2 separate regions of the Homo sapiens genome follow, and region 2 is linked to region 1. A link is an interaction called in ENCODE POLR2A ChIA-PET data of the cell type or tissue named here. Cell type or tissue: B cell. All regions are shown on one strand. Each heading gives the region's core, and the rest is flanking DNA. Links, peaks and the distances in the headings are about the cores only.

Region 1 (2,500 bases), core at 1-2,500:
GCCTCATGTACTTGTCGGGAAAGACTTACTGAGACACCAGTGAGTGAGAAACCCCAAACTGCAAGGTGTCTGCTGAACTGCAATTTGGAGACCGGGTTGTTAAGAGCCTCATGCTTTCTGTCAGACCCCTTGGGGACACAGTTCCCAGTGTCCCCCTGCAGGGAGTGCCAGCAGCCTCTGGGGAGCTGCACATGTTGAAGCAGGCAAAGAGGTCCTCTCCTCAAGCGTTAGGCAGCCCTGGCAGCCCTGCACGCTGTGGAGACTGCAGGTGGCCTGACCCCAGGCCTGACTCTGGGCTGTTGACATTACCCTGGGTTCTCTTGGACTGCTTTCTGCTCTGAGGGGCTCAAAGGGAATAAGTCTGGCCTCCACCCACAGCTTCTTCCCCTCAACTTGGATTTGGGGGCCAGATAGTTATAGTTATCCCTGCCTCCCAGAAATAAGTAATTATTCAAGAGCTTAGGCTGGTATCTTTAGACTTGTAATCACAAGGCCATTCTGGGTGTCAGGAGGCCCCCTTCCCTCCTGCTTGTTGCCTCTTGGAAAAGAAATTCTTTTTTTTTTTTTTTTTTTTTTTGAGACAAAGTCTCGCTCTGTCACCCAGGCTGGAGTGCAGTGACGTGATCTCGACTCACCGCAACCTCTGCCTCCCGGGTTTGAGTGATTCTCCAGCCTCAGCCTCCCGAGTAGCTGGGACTACAGGCGTGTGCCGCCGTGTCTGGCTAATTTTTTTGTATTTTTAGTAAAGGCCAGGTTTCACCATATTGGCCAGGCTGATCTCGAACTCCTGACCTCAGGTGATCTGTCTGCCTTGGCCTCCCAAAGTGTTGGGATTACAGGTGTGAGCCACTGTGCCTGGCTGGAAAGGAAATTTCTAACCTGGGGCTCTGAATTATTAGTTACGTGACTGTCAGAAATTTTTTTGTTGCCTCATCATAAAGAACCCAGGGGCTCCATGCTGCTCTTGTTCCCATGTCTAGGCTGAGAGCCTCTGGAATGTTTCTAGCAGGAGGGAGTGGATTCCCCTGACCAGGGGCTCTACAGAAATGGCCGTAGTGATGGGCAACAGCTCTTCACAGCCCAGCCCATCAGCAGCCTATGTGGTCATGGCTTAGGAACTGGACAGAGGGTACGTGCTACATTTCAGGACAAGAGTAGCAAAGGCTAGTGATAAACAATCCCCATTATCTTCCCTAAATGTACTTCACTGGGGTGATTAGTAGAATTTTGCCCTGATCACATATCTTCAGTGTCTTCTTTCCTGCTATGCTTCAGCTTCAAAGTAGAGGGGAGCCTCCAATTTTGCTTTCATTTGAAAAGACCATCATGGCCTTCAGAATGGTTTTTGACTAATGTGGTAGATAAACTAAGATGATTTGAATATGAAAGTTGGTTGAGATTTACTGCTTATTTATTCGCCTGTGCAACAGGCACTACCCTTCTTTGTACTTATATAATACATATAATACATTGCAGAGTACAAGCATGTTCCATGCAGATTATATCATTTGAATATTTGAAATCAACTCCCTATCACCATTGCCATTTTACAGATGAGGGAACTGAGACCTGGAACTGTGAACTGACTTACTGAGGTTGTAAATAACAGAGTCCAGATTTGAACCTAGAATTGTAGCTTTAAAACTTGTGACCATAAATGGCCATTCCTTTCTTTGTTAAAAGAAGGCAACTCTAAGTAAATTGGGGATCCTAACAGACTTGATTCTCCTATTCTTCAGGATGTTTTGAAATAAGTACTTTATCATTTTTTTTTCTTTTTGAAAATGACTAAGTATAAACTAACACATCTCCTTTGTACCCCAGTAATAAATGCTGAATCTCATTCTTTTTTGGGCTTATCGCCTGAAGTTCCACCATTATAAGAAATTGGAAATTTTAGAAGTTTTTCTTTTTTTAATACTCCAATAATCAAGCTGTTTGTGACACTGTGTGTGTGTGTGTGTGTGTGTGTGTATGTGCGTGTGTGTGTATAAATTTTCGCAAATGATGCTTTTTATTTGCCTAGTGGTAGATAAATAGGATGGACTTTAAAAAAATCTCTATTATTTTTCTAGGGTTGAGCTCCAAAGAATGAAAATTTCCCGGCCCCTGCCTGAAGTGGGTAAATATACAATGGTCTTCCACACTAGAGACAAAGGCAATGAGGTGAACGCAGAACGGTAAGTCCTGGCTTCACCTGCCTAGCAGGCTACCTCCCTAGTCTGTTCTGTCAATAAGGACTATGTTGAATTCGATCAGATTTGAGCCAGTTCATTGTGTTAAAAGATTTTTATTAAGCAAATTTTCAAACAGACACAAAAGGAGAGAAAGTGGTGCACTGAACCCTCACGTCTACAGTTCTCAACTCATGGCCTCTCTTCTTTCCCTCAGTTTTTTTCTTACCCCACTGGATTTAGAAATGTGTCACAGATGTCATAGCATTTCATGTGTAACTGCTTCAGTATGTATTCTTAAAATATAAGCAATTTTAAAAAAGGAA
Region 2 (10,802 bases), core at 4,369-6,868, 830 kb before region 1:
CAAGGTGGGGCAATCACTTGAGGTCAGGAGTTCGAGACCAGCCTGGCCAACATGGTGAAACCCCGTCTCTACGAAAAATACAAAAATTAGCTGGGTGTGGTGGTGCACGCCTGTAATCCCAGCTACGTGGGAGGCTGAGGCAGGAGAATCACTTGAACCTGGAAGGTGGAGGTTGCAGTCAGCCAAGATCGTACTAGTGCATCTCCAGCCTGGACAACAGATCGAGACTGTGTCTCAAAAAACAAAACTATTGAGAACCTCAAAGACTTTTGTTTACTCCATCTCAAAAAACGAAACTGTTGAGAACCTCAAAGACATCTGTAGATCTTTGCCATCTTAGAAATTAAAAGAGACATTTAAAAAATACTACTTTATTAAGATATAGTAAGCCATTTACATGTTAACATTTTTAATGAAAATTACATTTTCCAGAATAAAAATTACCAAGAAATTTTTCATTTTTGCCAGTCTGTTGCTTAATAGAAGATACCTGGATTCTGTATATGCCTCTGCATTTAATCTGTTGCAGTATCACATGATGTGTACCCTCTGGAAAAGTTGATTGTATAATCAGGAGAGAATGAGAATTAAAAAGGCAAATGATGTTATTATGAAAATGGTTTTGGCTTTGTGGGCTTCTGAATGGGTTCAAAGATCCCAAGACTACAGTTTGAGAACCACTGATGTAAATAATCACTTATATATTTTCCTTTTGTGTTTTTATGGCTGAATTTAAATTCCGAATAAATTCTAGTGGAAATTTTCTAATTTCTCCCCTCTCCTGCCTACCCTCTCCAATTGGCTAATATTCTTTGTTGAAAGATCCATTTTCATGTAAATAATTGACTGACTAGGATGAAACAGTAGACATATCTGCTTTTTCCCAGTTGTTACTGAGAAGCTCACTGTTCATTGAAAACAGTAGTCTTTGCAGTCTTTCCTTAATGTTGTATCTCTATTTTGGTATATTCCCTTATTTTCTTGATGTGTTCTCCCCTCCTCACTCTAACTCCCAGTTTTACAACAAATTGCCCTAAAATCTTAAAGATTTTTCATTCATACTGATTGTGGCATTTTGCTCTAAATATTGTTTCCTCCCTGATTTAGAAAGTAATTTAAAATGTACATAGAAACATAAACCAAAAAAGAATATTTTGTCGCTTTGAATATGAAAAGTGATATTGATATACTATTATTGCTGTACTGTGATGGAGTATATCACAGGTTATGGAGGTTATTTCAATATTGAAAAAATGCTAGTTGAGTATACATACATTCCTGCACCATTGTTAATAAATTATATTCTTTTTGATGTGTTGCTTAGCTTCTTGGGACCCTTTACTCACTAGACTTTTATTGACAGCTGTGTTCCAAAATACAGTTAGATAAAAAGAACAAGACACATTTTTTTTTCTAACTTTGCAGGTTGGTAGAGAAATACACATGTTCTGTGATAAGTATTATTATAGCCACAAACAATTAAGAATATTATGGGAGGGCCTAGGCAAGATATCGTTAAGAAGTGAGGGAGGAATGAAGGAAAGGGAATTGATTTGAAAAGATTAAGGTTGTACAATCTTCCTTTAGTAGTTGATGATTTCTTTAGGTGTCTGAGTCCAAAGGAGAGAGAAAGGAGGAGTCAAGAAAGACACCCAGATATTTGTCTGGGAAGACCAGATGGATACCAGTGTTTATCAAAATGTGGAATAAGCCCTACTTCCAACAAAACAAAACTCATTACATGTGCTACACTTTCAAAGACACTGTGTTATTGTTTTCCAAGATGAGTTCAATTGTGGGCATGTTAGTTTGAGGGGCCTAGGGTGGAGATTTGTGGAAGCCATTTGGAGAGCTATCAGGAGACTTGTATGAGCTGATGAGCAGTGTAGCATAAGTAGGTGAAGGAAATGCTTAAGATCATCCTTTGAGAATTTTTAGTAGGAGAAGAGAAGATGGTCAGAGACCCTCTGATAATTGAGGGACAGGCAGAGGGAAATAAATTAAGCAAAACATAAAAAAGAAAAAAGGGTCAGGTTGTGTTGAAGGCAAGTGACCAGTTTAAAGAAAAAAGGTTAGGGGAGAGAGGGATCTGAAATGTTAAATCCTGCCTAAAGGACAAATAAAATCTGAAAAGTGTTTATTAGATTTAGGAATAAGAAGGCATTGATGACTTTGGAAAAAGCAACTAAACTGGGAAGTTGGGTGTAGAAGCTGGAGAAGTGGAGGATATAGAGGTGAGGAAGTGGAAGACAGTGAGTATTGACTACCGTTTGAAAAGTTTGCCTATGAAGCTGGTGGAGTACAGGTTAAAAGTGAGCAAGCAGGGATTTGAAAGTGTTAATGTTCTAGGGAAGGAGAGAGAGGAGGGAATGAGAGATTGAACTAAGGATAAAATACCATCATCTTGAACTTTCTAGAGAAATGTTTTTTATGCTTCTTGTTTGCTCTTTTTGTAAAAATTGTTCTAAGGTATTTTTTAGATAATGCTGAATATCTTTTTTGATACCTTTATGATATTTCAGCTACCATGAATATCAGTTATTGTACTGCCGGTATCAAAGAATATATTAATAGCAACAGCCCTGTTCTAAAATACAACAGTTCAGGGCTGTATTAGTTCATTTTCATGCTGCTGATAAAGACATACGCGAGACTGGATACTTCATACAGGAAAGAGGTTTAATGGACTCACAGTTCCACGTGACTGGAAGGCCTCGCAATCATGGTGGATAGCAAGGAGGAGCAAGTCACGGCTTACATGGATGGCAGCAGGCAAAGAGAGAGCTTGTGCAGGGAAACTCCCCCTTATAAAACCATCAGATCTCATAAGACTTATTCACTATCATAAGAACAGTATGGGAAAGATGTGCCCCATGATACAATGTGGGTCCCTCCCACAACACGTAGGAATTTTGGCAGCTACAATTCAAAATGAGATTTGGGTGGGACACAGCCAAACCATTCAGGGGCCGTTTAATGTAATTATATAGTAGCTTTTTAATAGCCAGTTTTATCTTTTCCTTGTGGGTGCACATGTGTTTTGCCCACTAACTCATTGATGTGGTTGGTCCTAGCAATAGTAGTCCCTATTACTACAAATGTGCTAAGTAACTGTGAATGGGAAATCCACATTACCAAATTGTTAGAATTGTTCTTTGAATGAAATTACTGATTTTAATCATTAGATTGTAAGGAAGGTCTGGGGATTACATCTGTAAAGTGTACTCTGTGATAGATGTAGTTTTCTTTTTCTTTTGAGCCAGTGTCTCACTCTGTCGCCCAGGCTGGAGTGTAGTGGCGCGATCTGGGCTCACCACAACTTCCGCCTCCCAGATTTGAGTGATTCTTCTGCCTCAGCCTCCCGAGTAGCTGGGATTACAGGCTCCCGCCAACACACCCGGCTAATTTTTGTATTTTTAGTAGAGAAGAGGTTTCACCATGTTGGCCAGGCTGGTCTCGAACTCCTGACCTCAGGTGATCCACCCACCTCGGCCTCCCAAAGTGCTGAGATTACAGGCATGAGCACCATGCCCGGCCTATAGTTTTCTACTGCTGTTTTACTTAGAATGTAGAGCTCTATAGTAGAGCTCTGTAGTTAGACTGCTTTAGAATCCCAGCTCTAACACTTACGAACTCTGACCTTGAACAAATGACTTACCTAAGAGCTTTCTTCATCTTTAAGTTGGTGATAATAATAGTACCTATCTCACACGGCTATTGAGGTTAAATGATGTAATGCATGAAAAACATAGCTTGGTACAAACTAGGTACTTACTCAGTAAACAGCTGTTAATAATTATTTTCTCCCTGCCTCCAGGATTTTGATTTTCTAAGCTTGATGTTTTTGGAAGTCTTCTTGATTAGAAAGATGTTACTATATTTGAAAAGGGAATAGAGTCAACTAGAGTCATATTGCAAATTTTATGTGTCTGAGAGTGTAATGAGAATTTGCAGCATATGTAAACAAGTAGATTTATTTTTCTGAGGTAGGTCCATGGATTGTTAACAGTGGTTTAGGGAAGGTTAATGTGTTTAAAAATGAGAGGTAAAAAATAACCTAGAATTACCATATGGGATATTTTACTTGGGGTGCGTTGGGGGTTACTGTGGACTAGCTATTTTAGGACAGGAAATTAACATAACCTGGTGAGGCTCATGAATCTTTCAGCCTTAGTATCAGAACTACTCGGTAACCTGTAATTTAACCCATGGCAGTACTTGGAGGGCAGGAAGTTAGGGTTTGTGCCTGGTCTGAGAAAGCCTATTTTCACCTTTTTATGAGACTTGTGCTCTTAAAAGACAGAGAATGAAATTATCTAAGACATTTGACAACCATCAATTTAGTCATTTTCTTCCTTCTGTCAAATAAATTGTACTATTCTTTTAAACATTTTAGAGCCCTGTTGAAAATTTGCACCTTTTTTATATAGTAAAACATCAATGGATGGAAAATCCTGTTTTCTGGGGTAGCCCTCTTTATTGAACTTCTCTAACACCCACAGATCCCGTTTATAAAGAAGAGGCACATTTAGTATGTTTAAAAATAGTGAACTCTTTCCTTCTGTGAATTTCTCAGGATGTGTTAATGGTGTTTAAAGTTTAATGCTGCTAAACCCACACAGGAATTTTCACTGGTTTTAAATGCCACAAAAACAGTTTTTACTTTTGTTGATAGCTGGTTTAGTAAAAAGACCTTGTTGTTAAATTCAGGAATGATTTAACAAATTATTAAAGGTTTCATTGCTTTTTTCAAAATACTTCCTATTTGCAAGTCTCTTCATATCTGCAGTCATACCAAATTACTCATATCTTTTTTTTTTTTTTTTGAGATAGAGTCTCACTCTGTCGCCCGGGCTGGAGTGCAGTGGCATGATCTCTGCTCACTGTGACCTCCGCCTCTTGGGTTCAAGTGATTCTCGTGCCTCAGCCTCCTGAGTAGCTGGGATTACAGATGCCCACCACCACACCTGGCTAATTTTTGTATTTTTCGTAGAGATGGGGTTTTGCCATGTTGGCCAGGCTGGTCTCAAAGTCCTGACCTCAGGTGATACACCCGCCTCAGCCTTCCAAATTGCTGGGATTGCAGGCGTGAGCCACCGCGCCTGACCCAGTATAGTGCTTTTTATAATTAATTGTGTACTTTTAAAAAACCTTTATTCATGATAAAGTAAATCCAGTCTACTGAGTGGCTGTGCTATATCTTTAACAGCTATTTTATCTTTATTTCCTTCAGTGTTACAGCTTCCCTACATAGTACAGATTATGTTACCTAATTAAATAGTTGAGCTATGTCCCATTCTAGTTAAGAAAACTGTCCTGTTGCCTATTTTCATCTGATTAAAATTTTCTGACTTTCTTTCAATATCTGTTTTTTTGTAAACCAGCCTATTCAGTTTTATGTCCCAACGTCCTGTTCTCTTGCTTGCCCACTGATTTTTTTCTCCATCATTAAAAAAAAAAAAAAAGAAATTGATAGACAGCATCTGGAGTGTCCTAGACCCTACTAGACCTGGTGTTTGGCCCACTGATTTCTTCTCAAAATGATTGTATCCTGTAGTTTAATTTAGCTACAGTGACCCATAACACTTCACTCAAACTGCTTTTCTGCCTCTCAGATTGTTTCCTCAGTCTTGCCTGCAGAGCACTTCTCTACCTCTCCAGCCACCTACCCCGTTTAAGTGTTTATATTTTGACCTCAGCCATTTGTTCATACTCTGCCTACCTTCCTTCTACCCTAGTGATCTGGTTTATGAAAAACTAGATATTAATTCTACTGCTTTGACCAGATCTAGTCCTCTAACCCAGATCTTTTCAGAATCCTAGACCTGCAGGAATTACCACCTACATGTTCCACAGCTACTTTAAACTGAACATGTTAAAACTGAACTCATTTTCTCTCCTGACCTTCTCTCCTCCCCTAAACAGAATGAAACCTCTATATTCTTCTTCTTCCTCTCTATCTTGGTAAATGGCACCATTATCCATAGACGCCCCTGGCTTCCTTCCCAGGAACCAAAGTTGTTTCCTCCTTACACCTAGTTCTCCACCAGTAGTCATTCTTCAAGTCTACCCCCTAAATATCTTTGGAACCTATTCCTCTTCATTTACTAGAGCCTTCACTTTAGTTTAGGACCTTATCACTCTGCCTAGACCAGAGGTTTGCAAACTATAGCCCATAAAGCCAAATACGGCTAGCCGTCTGTCTTTGTAAATCAAGTTTTATTAGAATGCAACTTCTGTGGTTTAGATATGGTTTGTTTTTCAGCATTAAAACTTGTTTCGATCATCAATGTGGCAGTGTTAAGAGATGAGGCCTGGTGGGAGATGTTTTGTTTCATGGGGGGTGGATCCCTCATGAATGGCTTTGTACCTTTTTGTAGCAGTGAGTGAGTTCTTGCTCTGGTGGTACTAGATTAGTTCTCATGGGAATGGGTTAATTCTGAGATAATGGATTGTTATAAAGCCAGGATGCCGCCAGATTTTTTGTCTTCACATCTGACCACTTCCCCTTTGAGCTTCTTTGTCATTTTGTGATGTAGCATGAAAGTCCTCACCAGAAGCCAGGGCCATGCCCTTTAAATTTCCTAGCCTGTAGAACTGTGAGGTGAATAAACCTTTTCTTTATAAATTACCCAGTCTCATGTATTCTGTCATAGCACTACAAAATGGATTAAAGCAGCTGCCTTGCTCATTAGTTTATGTATTAATTGTCTATTGCTATTTTTATGCTACGAAGGCAGAATTTTGTAGTTGTGACCGAGACTGTATGGCTTGCAAAGCCCGAAATGTTTACTGTCGGGCCTTTTACAGAAAAGGTTTGCCTACCCTTGGGCTGTTACTTATTTTCTGTCTCCAGCCTTGTCTATTCTTCTGTCCTACCCCAGGTAAACATTCAGAAGTCTGATCATATATCCCCCCATATGAATCTTTTATTTACTACTCATTTGTTACAGAATAAAGCTTAAGTCCTTTATCATGGTGTAAGATCTTTGGCTACCTTTCTGGGTTTGTCTTCTGTTCAGAAGGCATGTGGATTTGTCTCTAGTATATGCTTTTACCTCTGCCTTAAATGTTCTCTCTTCTCTTTCTCGTCAACTTACCTGTCTCTCAACATCTAATACAGATGCTACCTTCCCAGGAAGTCTTCTGACATTCCAGATTTTTCTTTTTCTTGCTTCCTTCATACCCTCTACCGCTTTTGTTGTATTTAACATTGTGCAGCTTTTATCCATTTGACCGTATTTCCTTTGTAAATTTTAAAACCACCCAGGCCAGGCCTGGAGCCACATTCACTGAATATTCCCTCAAGAAGTGTCTGTTGACTGAATAAATGGATTGCTTTTGTGTTAGACTCTTCCTAACTAGTCAGTCAGAGCAAGGATTATGTCTCATACAATTTTTACATTCTCTGATTGTATCTAGGGACATGCTAGATTCATAGTAGGTACAGATACTGATTAAATTGTTGATTTGAATTGTCATGTAGATAAAGTGAAGAGACAGATTCATTTTGGAGGGTTGGACATTCATCAAATTGAGACTGTCTAGCAAAACCCATTAAAAAGGAACTAGATTTGCCTTAGCTACTAACTTTTCCCTTGACATGTATAGGGATTTTTTCCCTTTTCTGTACTTGGGAATTTGATTGACTTTCATTGAATGTTTTGTGTCATTGGTTAGGCATCATATGATCTGTTTTATGTAGTGCAAATATAAGTGACAATTTAGATGGAATGTGCTAAGTTGATGTATTAACATAGGGCAGAGTCATACTAAAAGTACTGTTATTCTGGGTATAAATGGGAGCAGAAATGGAGTGTTACCAATGACATTAGCTGTTAGGATCCATACCTTTTCTTAACTGGATTAATTTGCCTGTTTGTGGTACCTAGGTGCCAATTCTGGTAGGACTCCTAGTAGCAGCAGTAGCAGCAGTAATAAACACCTATCTAGTGCATTTTTTATGTGCCAACTACTGTTCTAAGCACAGTACATAAATTAACTCATTTAGTCTTCATAACAACCCAATGAGATAAGATTCTATTATCCCTGCTTAACAGATGAGGAGCCTGAGGCACAGGGAACTGAAATAAATAAACTTGGCTAAAGTAATACAGTTAGTAAGTGGCAGAGCCAGTATTTAACCCAGGCTGTCTGGCTCCAGAGTTTATGCTCTTAGTGACTATGCTAGACTTTGTATGAGTCTTGGAACAATTTGAATGCACAGTTCTTGCATTCCTTTTGTTCCCCTCTAAGAGAAACTCTGGAGTTTTGGAACAGAGGAGGAAATGAGGAAATACTAAATGGTTAAAGGTAGGTTTATTTTTAAAAGGCACTTATATCACATTCTATATTTATTATGAGTAGTTGTAGGACTCCTTTTTAGCATCATTCTGTTTTTATCTTTTCCTATAAGTTGAGGTAAGAGTTTGGTTTTCTTTTACCTTATCTGTAGCCAGTTGATGCTTACTAAATGATTGGCTTTAACGGTTCTAGACATTGTAATTGTATTTACATAGTTCTGTGAAGAACTGTGAAGATACGTAGTTCATATATTTGGAAGTGTATTAACAATTGTGGTAATCAAGAGGAAATCATCATTAGAGCTGGACAGCATTGATATTCTAGGTGTTGCTTTTAACAGGCTTAAAAAACACTTGGAGGTAGAACATATACAGCAGATTGCATAAAGCCTAAGTGTACTGCTCAGTGAATACAACACCCAGATCAAGTTAAGTACAGAACATCTTCATCATTATTCCAGAAGGCTTTCATGTGTCCTTTCCCAGTCAACAAATACCCTACCAGTTATGTTGCTTTGTTTTTAAAATATTGTATTTATTACCACTTGACATATATTAGTTTGTCTTCCCTAATGGAGTTTAAACTTGGTTTTGCTCATCATTCTGTTCCATTGCTCAGCATAGTGCTTGACATATAGTAAATGTTACACAACTATTTGTTGAATAAATTAATTGGAAAACACTTATTTGTTATGTACCATATTCTATAGCACACAGATGCTATTTTATGTACTAGTTGCTTGAGGATAGATCATAAATCTTAGTTTTCTAGGATGAGGCTTTTGATATTTAGTGTGAGACTTACACTACTTTTAAGACAAGGAAATTGACTTCTCCTGGCATTGGGTTTAGTGTGTGTTCGTCTTTGGTTACGTGAATGTTAGGGAATATGAGAAAGTTGCTACCAGTGAGAGATACTGGTAGCCTATCTATCTGGATTGCCTTCTTGAGAGTATCTGATTCCTTATAGTTATCTCAGATTCTTAACTTACACTCTTGATGATCTTTTTGAATACTTCAAACAGTTGCAAAAGACTAAATGCTCTTGATCTTGTGGAGAGAAAATTGTGATAGGAAATACATTACTTATCATTAATTTACTTATAAGACAGTTTGGTTATCACCTTACATTGAAAATAATGAAAATTCTGTTTGCCTATCGTGAAAAGGTTTAAGATAAATAAAGGAGTCTGTGCTTTAGAATTTGTTTTAGTTCAAACTTAGGTTCATGTAGAAAAGAAAATAAATTTTGAGCTGAAAGTGACTCTAGTATTCTGATTCATGTTCCTGTCTGTCAAATTTAGCTCTCTCATTTTACATTTGAGGAAACTGGAGTGCAAAGAAGTAATGTGATGGTCTAGTCTAAAATTAAAAGTTTAGGCTGGGAGCGGTGGCTCACACCCATAATCCCAGCACTTTGGGAGGCCGAGGCGGGCAGATCACTTGAGGTTAGGAGTTCGAGAACGGCCTGGCCAACAAGGTGAAACCCTGTCTCTACTAAATATACAAAAAAATTAGCTGGGCATGGTGGCGCATGCCTGTAGTCCTAGCTACATGGGTGGCTGAGACGTAAGAGTTGCTTGAACCTAGGAGGCAGAGGTTGCAGTGAGCCAAGATTGTACCCCTGCACTCCAGCCTGGGCAGACAGAGTGAGACGCTGTCTCAAAATAAATAAATAAATAAAATTAAATTAAAATTTTAATAATGAATAAACTTTCCAAGTGATACATACTCTAGTGGCTTAGAACCATTGTGCTGTCATGCCTTTTTCTTTCTTACTTTTTAAGAAAAGAGACTGTTCTTTAAAGCAGTTTTAGGTTTACATAATAAGTGAACAGAAAGTAGAGTGAGCCTATATAATCCCTTACCCCCACCCATATTTCCCCATTTCCCCTGTTATTAACATCTTGCATTGGTGTGGTACATTTTTCCCGGTTACTAACATCTTGCAATGCTGTGGTACATTTGTTACAATTGATGAACTAATATTGATACTAAATTATTAACTGAAGTATATAATTTACCTTTTATAATTTCCATTAGGGCCCACACTTTTTATTGTATAGTTCTGTGGGTATTGACAAATGCATAATGTCATGTATCCACGATTACAGTGTCATGCAGAATAGTTTTACTGCCTCCAGAATCCCAACATCCACCTATTTAGCCACCTTCTCATCCCCCTCCTCCCATCCCCTCCTCCCATCCACCTCCTCCCATCCCCTGGCCACCACTGAACTTTTTACTATCTCTATAGTTTTGTCTTTTTCAGAATGTCCTATAGTTGGAATCATACAGTATGTAGCCTTTTTAGACGTGGTTCTTTCACTTAGCAATATATTTAACATTCCTTTATGTCTTTTTCTGGCTGGATACCTAATTTCTTTTTGTCCCTGAATAATACCTCATTGTATGGATATACCACAATTTTTTTAGCTGCTTACCTATTGAAAGACATCTTGGTTGCCTCTACTTTTGGGCAAATATGAGTAAAACTAC

What was found. ChIA-PET counts read pairs that join two places held together with the same protein. Peaks named below come from ENCODE experiments on the same cell type or tissue, not always from the same donor. Only the 100,000 strongest peaks of a DNase experiment are listed, where the experiment ranks them.
Region 2: POLR2A ChIA-PET joins it to region 1 with 5 read pairs; 1 of 35 experiments calls an interaction of 5 or more read pairs at or near these places.

What each region holds. Positions count from the first base shown.
Region 1 is chr3:119,215,920-119,218,419 of GRCh38, reverse strand. It overlaps B4GALT4 (beta-1,4-galactosyltransferase 4), which reads left to right. Exons shown (of 8, transcript NM_003778.4): 7 at 2,076-2,180. Among named protein-coding and RNA genes, the nearest start is that of B4GALT4-AS1, 9.3 kb to the left of the region's middle. In B cell, for the core only: no CTCF peak of the experiment used is centred there; no DNase peak of the experiment used is centred there.
Region 2 is chr3:120,045,791-120,056,592 of GRCh38, reverse strand. The region is part of intron 1 of GSK3B (glycogen synthase kinase 3 beta); the gene reads left to right. Among named protein-coding and RNA genes, the nearest start is that of MIR6529, 33 kb to the left of the region's middle. In B cell, for the core only: no CTCF peak of the experiment used is centred there; no DNase peak of the experiment used is centred there; H3K27ac peaks cover 850 bases.